Linked DNA regions of Homo sapiens: region 2 is linked to region 1. The links are chromatin contacts, found by Hi-C or POLR2A ChIA-PET in ENCODE. All regions are on one chromosome and are shown on one strand. The core of a region is the stretch at or near the end of the contact, and the rest is flanking DNA. Distances in the headings are between cores, read along the strand shown.

Evidence for each region. A loop is a pair of places that touch in the nucleus more often than their neighbours do. ChIA-PET counts read pairs that join two places held with the same protein, here RNA polymerase II (POLR2A). Pooled maps may share reads with other maps.
Region 2: a loop to region 1 is called in a pooled map, with 4 times the contacts of the local background. The contact joins two enhancer-like sites. A Hi-C loop is called at or near these places in 6 of 37 single-sample maps with no recorded cell type and 6 of 50 pooled maps. POLR2A ChIA-PET finds 5 or more read pairs at or near these places in 2 of 52 experiments (CD4-positive, alpha-beta T cell and activated CD4-positive, alpha-beta T cell).

The regions. Positions count from the first base shown.
Region 1 is chrY:20,989,589-20,993,986 of GRCh38, reverse strand. No RefSeq gene overlaps it. Among named protein-coding and RNA genes, the nearest start is that of RPS4Y2, 240 kb to the right of the region's middle. Within about 2 kb of position 2,671, at least 2 of the 41 ENCODE cell types and tissues checked have a DNase peak (open chromatin) inside an H3K27ac peak, as active enhancers do.
Region 2 is chrY:21,239,042-21,243,122 of GRCh38, reverse strand. The region is part of intron 2 of LOC107987346 (a long non-coding RNA gene); the gene reads right to left. Among named protein-coding and RNA genes, the nearest start is that of PRORY, 210 kb to the left of the region's middle. Within about 2 kb of position 2,307, at least 3 of the 41 ENCODE cell types and tissues checked have a DNase peak (open chromatin) inside an H3K27ac peak, as active enhancers do.

The DNA.
Region 1 (4,398 bases), core at 1,422-3,921:
GAACAAAATCTTATAAGGCAAATGCCCAGTTTGTTTGGTGGGGGTGCACCTGACTTGGAGGAGGACTATGGACAAGACCAGATCCTACCTTTGATGAGTTTTTTGACAAAAGTGCTTCAGCAGCTGTTTCAGTGTCTGGTTTATGCTCTCCACTTTACCTGAGCTCTGTGGCCTGTAGGCTGTATGTAATTTCCACTTTATTTTTAAATAGTCAAGTTAATTTCTGAACTATTTCAGCCACAAATGTTGGTCCATTGTCTGATCTTAGAGTTAGAAGCCGTCCACTTCTGGGAATAATGTGTCCTAACAACACGTTGCTGACACCTAGTGCCTTCTCTGTCTGGATGGAGAAGGCCTTGACTTATCTTGAAAAGGTGTAAATGAACACCACCATGTACTGATAGCCCCCCTCTCCAGGCAATTCTGTGATGTACATAGTTTTTTACAGGGCAAAAACAGTTTTCTTACGGGGCATGGCTCCTGTTTCCTGAACTCCTGTAGACCAAGTAGGCCTTTGTCATGGATTGTTTTGAGTGCAAGTTAAACACTGTTTGTTTACAAATGGCTCGAGTAATAGCAGTGAGCCATGACACATAGAAATGATGCCTTAATAATGTCTTTAATTTTTTTTTCCATGTAAATTCCTTGGTTGAACTGTTTTACAAATCTGGGGGCCGCCATTTCAGGTATGGCTAGCCTCCTATTGGGGAATTTTTACCACTCTTCTTCAATGTAGTTCTTATTTTTCCAGGCAAACCAAGCCCTTTCATTTGGAGAGTAGCTTGGGATCTCTAGGAGAAGAATCTCCAGGAGGAGAGGCATAACTAAGGCTTCCTCTTTAGAAGGTAGAGTTGTCATTGCAGCCTGGTTTGCTTCTTTGACTGTCTTTCTATTTTCTTTAGCCTTTAGTGTTTTTGCTTTTTGGTACCTCTTGCAGTGCATCACTGACATCTGTATTGAGACCCCTACAGCATCTTAGAGCTATAGAATTTCTTCCTTGAACTTTATTTCTTTACTTCCAGCCATTAAAAATCTTTCTTTCTTTCTTTGTAAATAGCCTCATGAAGATGCAAAGTGGCAGAAGCATACTTGGAATCTGTGTAAATATTTGTCTTATGTTCTTGTTCTAGGATCTCTTGTCAGAGCCATTATTTCTGCTTTTGAAACAGAAATTTCTGTAAGCAAAGACTGCACTTTTACTACTGAGTCTAAAGTCACCACTGTGTACCCAGCTTGGCAGACTACCTTTAGTATGAAACTGCTTTTATCAGTAAAATGTTCAATATCTGGGTCCATTAGGGGCCGATCTGTTAAATCTCTCTGGCTTGAGAACACTTTATCTACCATGTCCAAACAGCAATGAAGGGGGCCTCCTGGCACTGACTTGATGAGGAGCAAGGTAGCCAGGTTTAGGGTGTTCACAGTCTCTAAAGTCAGTTTATTAGCTTCTTGTAACAGTAGGGCAGTGGCAGCTAGTGCTTAAAACAAGGAGGCCAACCAAGTGCCACAGAATCTAATTGCCTGGGTAGGCATGTCACTGGGTAATGCCATGACTTTATGGCTTGAGTTAGAATCTCTATGGCCTCCCTTTCACTTGTGGGCATACAAGAAAAGCTTAGTTAGATCTGGCAGTCCTAAAGCTGGGGACTGTGTCAAGGCTTTTTTGATTTCTTTAAAAGTCTTCTCCTGGTTGGTCTCCTAGAGGAGGGGCTCCTTTTTTCTTCCTCTTTGTTGCTTCATATAATGTTTTAACCATGAGCAAGAAATTTGGGATCTAAATATGGCAGAACCTTACTGACCTTAAGAACTCTCTTGATTGATGCCTGGAGATTAGAATAGGAAAGTGCACAAACAGCCTGCATTTGTTCACTACTAAGCCATCTTTCTTTTTGACTTGTATAAAAGCTTGAATACTGGACACTTTTAGAGTAGATTTGAGCTTTTTTCCTGACATTATATACCCTGCCTACCACAGCAGGTGCAGGGGGTCTTGGGTTTCTCCTGGGTGCAGTAGCCCTCAGCCGGTGGTGTTTTTATACCAGGGCCCAGACCATTCTTCTTATTCTTTTGAAATTTATTCTTCCTGTGTCCTTTCCTTTTGCACCATGCACATTAATTTTTCTTTAGCCTCAGCTAGCTTTTAAACCCCTGTCCAGACAGGCCTTGTTCATGACTGCATTCACGCCCACGTCCATGACTCCTGATCTCAGTTAACATACACCTTGGTAGCCACTTTAATAAGCTTAGTAGCATTCATGCCTATGGAGCTTCCAAGTTCTGAAATTTATGCCTGGTATCTCCCTGGGCCTGCCTTGCAAATGCTGTACTCACCATAAACTGATTTTCAGCGGACTTAGGGTTAAATGGAGAGTACAACTAAATGCCTCACACAGTATTTTATAAAACTGGTTGGTGCTTTTATCTGCCCCTGGAGCACCTCTGAGATTTTTTACATTGGTTGACTTTTTCTTTTATTATGTTTTATCCTTTGCAGAAATGTTTCTTGGCATCTTTGCAGGTGCTGAAGCTGGACTGCATCATTTGGGTCATAATGGGTGTCCTCTTGTCCTCTTAAGAGGCATAAGCATGACTTGGGCACGACAGGGACTAAGATTGCCTGCCTGCCTTTTCAAGCCTTTCATGTTAACTTCCTGGAGCTCTGATTTCTCCTTCTCAGGTGAGACTAGGAGTGTGTATCCATTTGAACTTAACTCCTTAGGGGCAGTTAGCCTTGGTGAAGGGAGGTAGATTGGAATGTAGGGAGGAGGGGTCTCTATTCCCTCCTTTGGTTCTTGCAAAACTGTTTTTTCTGCCTTTCCTGAGACTTTTCTTTTGTCTCTATACCTTCCAGGGCAGCTGATTTTTACTTTCACTTTGGCTAGGCAGTGCTATAAGTGTCTGTGACTTTCTCTTTCACAGCCAGTGCAGCTGATTTCTCTCTCAGCAAGAGAGAGCAGTGAGCATTCTACAATAAACTGCTAGGCAGGGCTGCATTCATTTAGATATGAGTCAATATAAAGACCAGGTCTGAATGCCCTGGCTGTCCTCTGACCTTAGTCACCACCTTACAACATGCAGCCAATTTCTCTGTAGTGCTTTTGGCCAGCCCTCTGACACTAAAAGAGGGCTATTCTAATTCAAAGTATGTCCTTAACTTTTGAACATCCAGTTTCATCCTACAATTACCTCTAAATCCTTTTTTAAAATTCTTTATCATGCACTCCAAAGGAGTTAGTTTCAATGCTTTCCCTCCCATTTCCTCCCTTGGGTTGCACTTTCACCCTCACTTTTACTCTTGGGTCCATAAGACTGGGTCCTATTATGGGAGTTTCAGATGCTCCTTAGCCAGGAACGTGTCTTCCTCTGTTACAGCCTGCTATGGCTGCAAAGCTGGTCCTATCAGCCCTATGCAATATCCAAGTCTGATTTCCCCTGCACTCACCTTGGAGCACAAAGCCCATGCTAAGGGACCTGTGTCTCCCCACATCTTTCCCCACATTGTCCTCTCCCAAGACCATCTCTTTCACACACTTTCACACACCTCCCATGCCCCAGGACTCCTCATTGGATGAAACAACTCTCTCTCATGTCTTGGGTGAGACTAGTTAGGTTCCCACATTTACATACATACACACACCACTCCTACCCGAGGACTCCTCATTGGATGAAACAACCCTCTCTCATGTCCTGGGTAGGTTCACATGCACCCACACACTCTCAGTTGAGGTGGCAAGCCACTCTTGCCACCCTGCCAGCAAGCTCTATCTTGCTGCTCTTGCCACTGTATTGGCACATTTTCTCCCTTTCATTTTGTTAATGGGGATATGAGGCTCATCCAAATTGTCAGGCCACTCCTGACACCCCCAGTCACTCTGGGTTGGCCAGTTCCCAAGAGGTGATCAAGCTCCCATTCATTCCTATGTGATGGGCTTTCCTGCCTTGGGCTCTTATGCCTTACCACAGTTACTGAAGTGCCGGTATCATCCTGCAGCCCCATCCCAGGTTTCATTGCACTGCTGGGCAGGCCACAAGGATGTTGGAAGAGCCAGTCTCTATTTGAGTGAAACTCCCTAACAGTGTGCTTTGGATGCCAGGTCTCCCTCAGCCCAATGGTCCTAGTCTTGCAGGCAAAGGAGACAGTAAATCTGTCACCTCCGATCTTGCATAAGCCCCCAGAAATGTTATGGGATTGAGAAGGAATCAGAGAGACTGATCGGGTTCAGGAGGATATTTATTATTTAAGTACACTGGCCCAGTAGAATAAACATCCAAAAGACTGAGCCCTGAACAGAGTTAAGATACCTTTTAAGCACTTTGTGGGGCTGGGGGCAGGGGGAGATCTGTGGAGGGGGAATCATATTACAAAAGCCAGAAACAAATACAGTTATTTAATTAATT
Region 2 (4,081 bases), core at 1,058-3,557, 250 kb before region 1:
CATGCTGAGAAGGACAACCACTCTGCTCTGTCCACTCCAGAGGCTGGACAGTCTACACATGGCTGAAGCTTGAGGAAACTTCAAGCCCTGCCCTAGTCACACCACAAGCTGACTAGTCTATGCACGGCTGAAGCTTGAAGAGTCTTCCTCAGATGAGTAAATGTGGATAGAAGTATTAAGTTTAGTTGCTATCTTAGTAATATTACTTGTTCTGTTGCTATGCTATAATTTTTGCCAGTCCCTCCTCCCAGGAAAGGACCTTTTTTGTCCATACTTTGTGTAAACATACCACTCCTTATTTTTATTTTGCTACTACCACTGCCTATGGCAAAGAGAAAGCACCTGGAATGGTGCCCCCACTGCACTCATACCACAAAGTCTGGAAGAACTTTAACTAAAACTCTCCTATATCATACTCATTACATGTGTGCCAGGGCACATTTGGGTACCTGTGTACATGACCAAATAACATATTCAATTTATGACCCAGGAAATAACAAACCATATATATGTTATGACCCTAAGACTCCACTCACAGAATTCTAGTTTGAGTCTCATGCAAAAATAAAAGATGGGGATCTTTTGAATCAAAATAAGGGTTTTTCCCTTGGCATAGATGCCACATCCTTATATCTTAACCTCTGCCAACACACTTTCACGGTGTCCACTCACTTAATTATTATCTCTGACCCTGAAGGTTACCTTAGCAGTTGTCATACCACTGGATGTGCACCCTCCATTTGCTCTGCCAGATACCTAGTGATGATTGGATGCTGGAGCTGCTCAACATGGTTACACAACCCATTAGAGGAGGCTCTACTTACCAGAATGCTAGCCAAACCTCACTGTAATTGGAAAACATGTTCCTGTAGTACTGTGAATTTTACTATCTTAAAGCCAAATGAACTCATATGGACTACAGGATATCCCATAATGTTAGGAGTTGCTGATCAAAAGGCAGCCATGGAAATCTAGCTATTTATTATTAAGAAAACAAACAAAACAGCCAATACCTCAGTTCTAGTCTTCATGTCATTTTATAAATATTCCAACCAGAAGGTATCTGAGCCACCTCCTCCAACCAAAAACTTATTTGCCCAGCTAGCTGAAAACATAACTGGCAGTTTAGGAATTACTTCCTGTTATGTTTGTGGAGGAACAAATGTAGAAGACCAATGGCCATGGGAGGCAAAAGAATTAATGCCTCAAGATAATTTCACTCTTCCTAAATCCACCAATGAACCAATAGACTCAGCCAGTGTGTGGATACTGAATACCTCCATAATTTGAAGGTACTGTATCATCCATTGAGGAGAAGCATTTACAGATGTAGTAGGATAATTAACTTGCTTAGGGCAAAAATATTATAATAGAACTGAAGGAAAATTCCATGGAGGAGTACAAAAAATGATTCCTCCTTATCTAATTTTAACCCCTTTTCTCAGTTTCCCACCTCGCACCATTCTTGGTATCAGCTTGAGGATCCAAATTCTTGGCAAGTACCCTCTGGCCTCCATTGCATCTGTGGAACATAGGCATATCAGAAACTGCTGCCTAAGTGGTCAGGGGCCAATGTATTAAAAATAATTAGGCCTTTCTCTTTCTTAACCCCCCTAAAGCAGGGTGAGACTTCAGGGTATACAGTTTATGATGAGAATAAAAATGAACCAGGAGGTTATTTTATTTTGTTGTTAGTCTCAAAAATAGAACAAACTTCAAAAAGGATATAGATATATGATACTGGAAATGTAATGAATGGCCTCCTGAAAGAATTATTAAATACTATGGGCAAGCCACCTGGGCAGAAGATGGAATGTGGGGATATCATACCCTCATTTACATGATCAGCCATGTCATAAGGTTACAAGCTGTTCTTGAAATTATAACCAAGGAAACATCAAGGGCTTTAGGTTTGGTGGCCGTGCAAGCCACACAGAGGAGATAAACTATTTATCAAAATAGGTTGGTACTAGATTAACTCCTGGCCTCAGAAAGGACAGTATGTGGGAAGTTCAGTTTAACAAATGTCTGGAAATTGATGATAATGAACAACTTGTCATAAAGATTACTGCAAAGATGTGAAAGCTGGCTCATGTTCCAGTGCAAATCAGGAAAGGCTGGTCTCCAGACTCCTTCTTCGGAGGATGTTTTTCATCTTTTTGTGGATTTAAAACCATAACAGACTGCTTTGTAGTTATCTTAAGTGGGTGTCTAATACTCCCTTCTCTCCTGCCTCTTTTGATCAGAAGCATTCAGTCAAGTATAAAAGCAATTGTGACAAGGCAAACCACCACCCAAATGATGGCTTTAAGTAAACACTATCCTCTATCTAGAGAAGAAAGTGTGCCATCCCATTGAGAAATAGATGATAGTGGTGCTTTCTATTAAAAATTCATTCATAAAAAGCATCAAAGGGGGAAATGAAGTACAGAATTAAAGGAAAGTTAAAACTTGCATAAAAATTGTTGTTAGAGTTAGAATAAAATAGGCCTCAAGTAGCCCCCCACCACTGAAGTAGGAGTTAAGAAAGAATACTAACTGCTTCTCTGTGAAACGTTATCCATAATCTACCCTCTGCATATTTTGTAAGTTCTGTTAAGTTCCTGTTTTTCTGCTGAACAACTGAAAGGTCACAAGATAGATAAGCACTAGCTGCAAAACATGTTTTTCCAAAGATGTAAGACACGTCATAATGTGACTGACTGCTTTTTGTTCTCACTTCTGTAAGCCTGCTTCCTGCCTCGTGTACTGCCTGCCTTAAGATGCATAAAAGGCACTTGCCTTGTTTGTTTGGTGCTCACACTTTTTCTGGATGCTAGTCCACAGAGTTGGGGTACACCCTAAATAATAAATCCTTCTGTGACCCGATTGGTCTCTCTGGTTCTCTGATTTCCCACTACAAATGAACAAAACCTCCAAGAAATATGGGGCTATTGGAAAAGACCACACCTGTGATTGATTGGTGTATGGGAAAGTGTTGAGGAGAATGATAACAAGTTGAAAAACACACTTCAGTATACTATCCAGAAGAACTTCCCCAACCTAGCAAAAAAGGCCAACATTCAAATTCAGGAACTGGAACACCACTAAGATACTCCTCAAGAAGAGCAACCCCAAGACATATAATTGTCAGATCCACTAAGGTTGAAATGAAGGAAAAAGTGTTAAGGGCAGCCAGAGAGAAAGGTCGAGTTACCTATAAAGGGAAGGGACAGCCTGTACAACTATAAAGGGAAGGGAAGTTCTGTACAACTGTAAAGGGAAGCCTGTACAACTAACAGCAGATCTCTCAGCAGAAACCCTATAAGCCAGAGGAGAGTGGGGGCCAATATTCAACATTCTTAAAGAAAAGCATTTTCAACCCAGAATTTCATATCCAGCCAAACTAAGCTTCACAAGTGAAGGAGAAATAAAATCCTTTACAGACAAGCAAATGCTTACAGATTTTGTCACCACTATGCCTGCCTTTCAAGCGCTCCTGAAGGAAGCATTAAACATGGAAGGAAACAACCGGTACCATGCCAAATTGTAAAGACCGTTGATGCTGTGGAGAAACCACGTCAACTAATGTTCAAAATAAGGGATCATATGTTGAAAGGATCAAATTCAAACATAACAGTATTAATCTTAAATGTTAATGGGCAAAATTCTCCAATTGAAGGACAAAGACTGGCAAATTATATAGAGTCAAGACCCATCAGTGTGCTGTGTTCAGGAGACCGATCTCATGTGCAAAGACACACATGGGTTCAAAATAAAGGGATGGAGGAATATTTACCAAGCAAATCAAAAGAAAAAAAGGGGTTGCAATCACAGTCTCTGAGAAAAAAGACCTTAAAACACCAAAGATCAAAAAAGACAAAGAATGGCATTACATAATGGTAAAGAGATCAAGGCAATGAGAAATATTAACTATTCTAAATATACATGCACCTATTACAGGAGCACTCAGATTCATCAAATAAGTTCTTAGAAATCTACAAAAATACTGAAACTCCCACATAATAATAGTGGGAGACCTTAACACACCATTGTCAATATTACAGAGTTCAATGAAACAGAAAATTAACAAGAATACTTA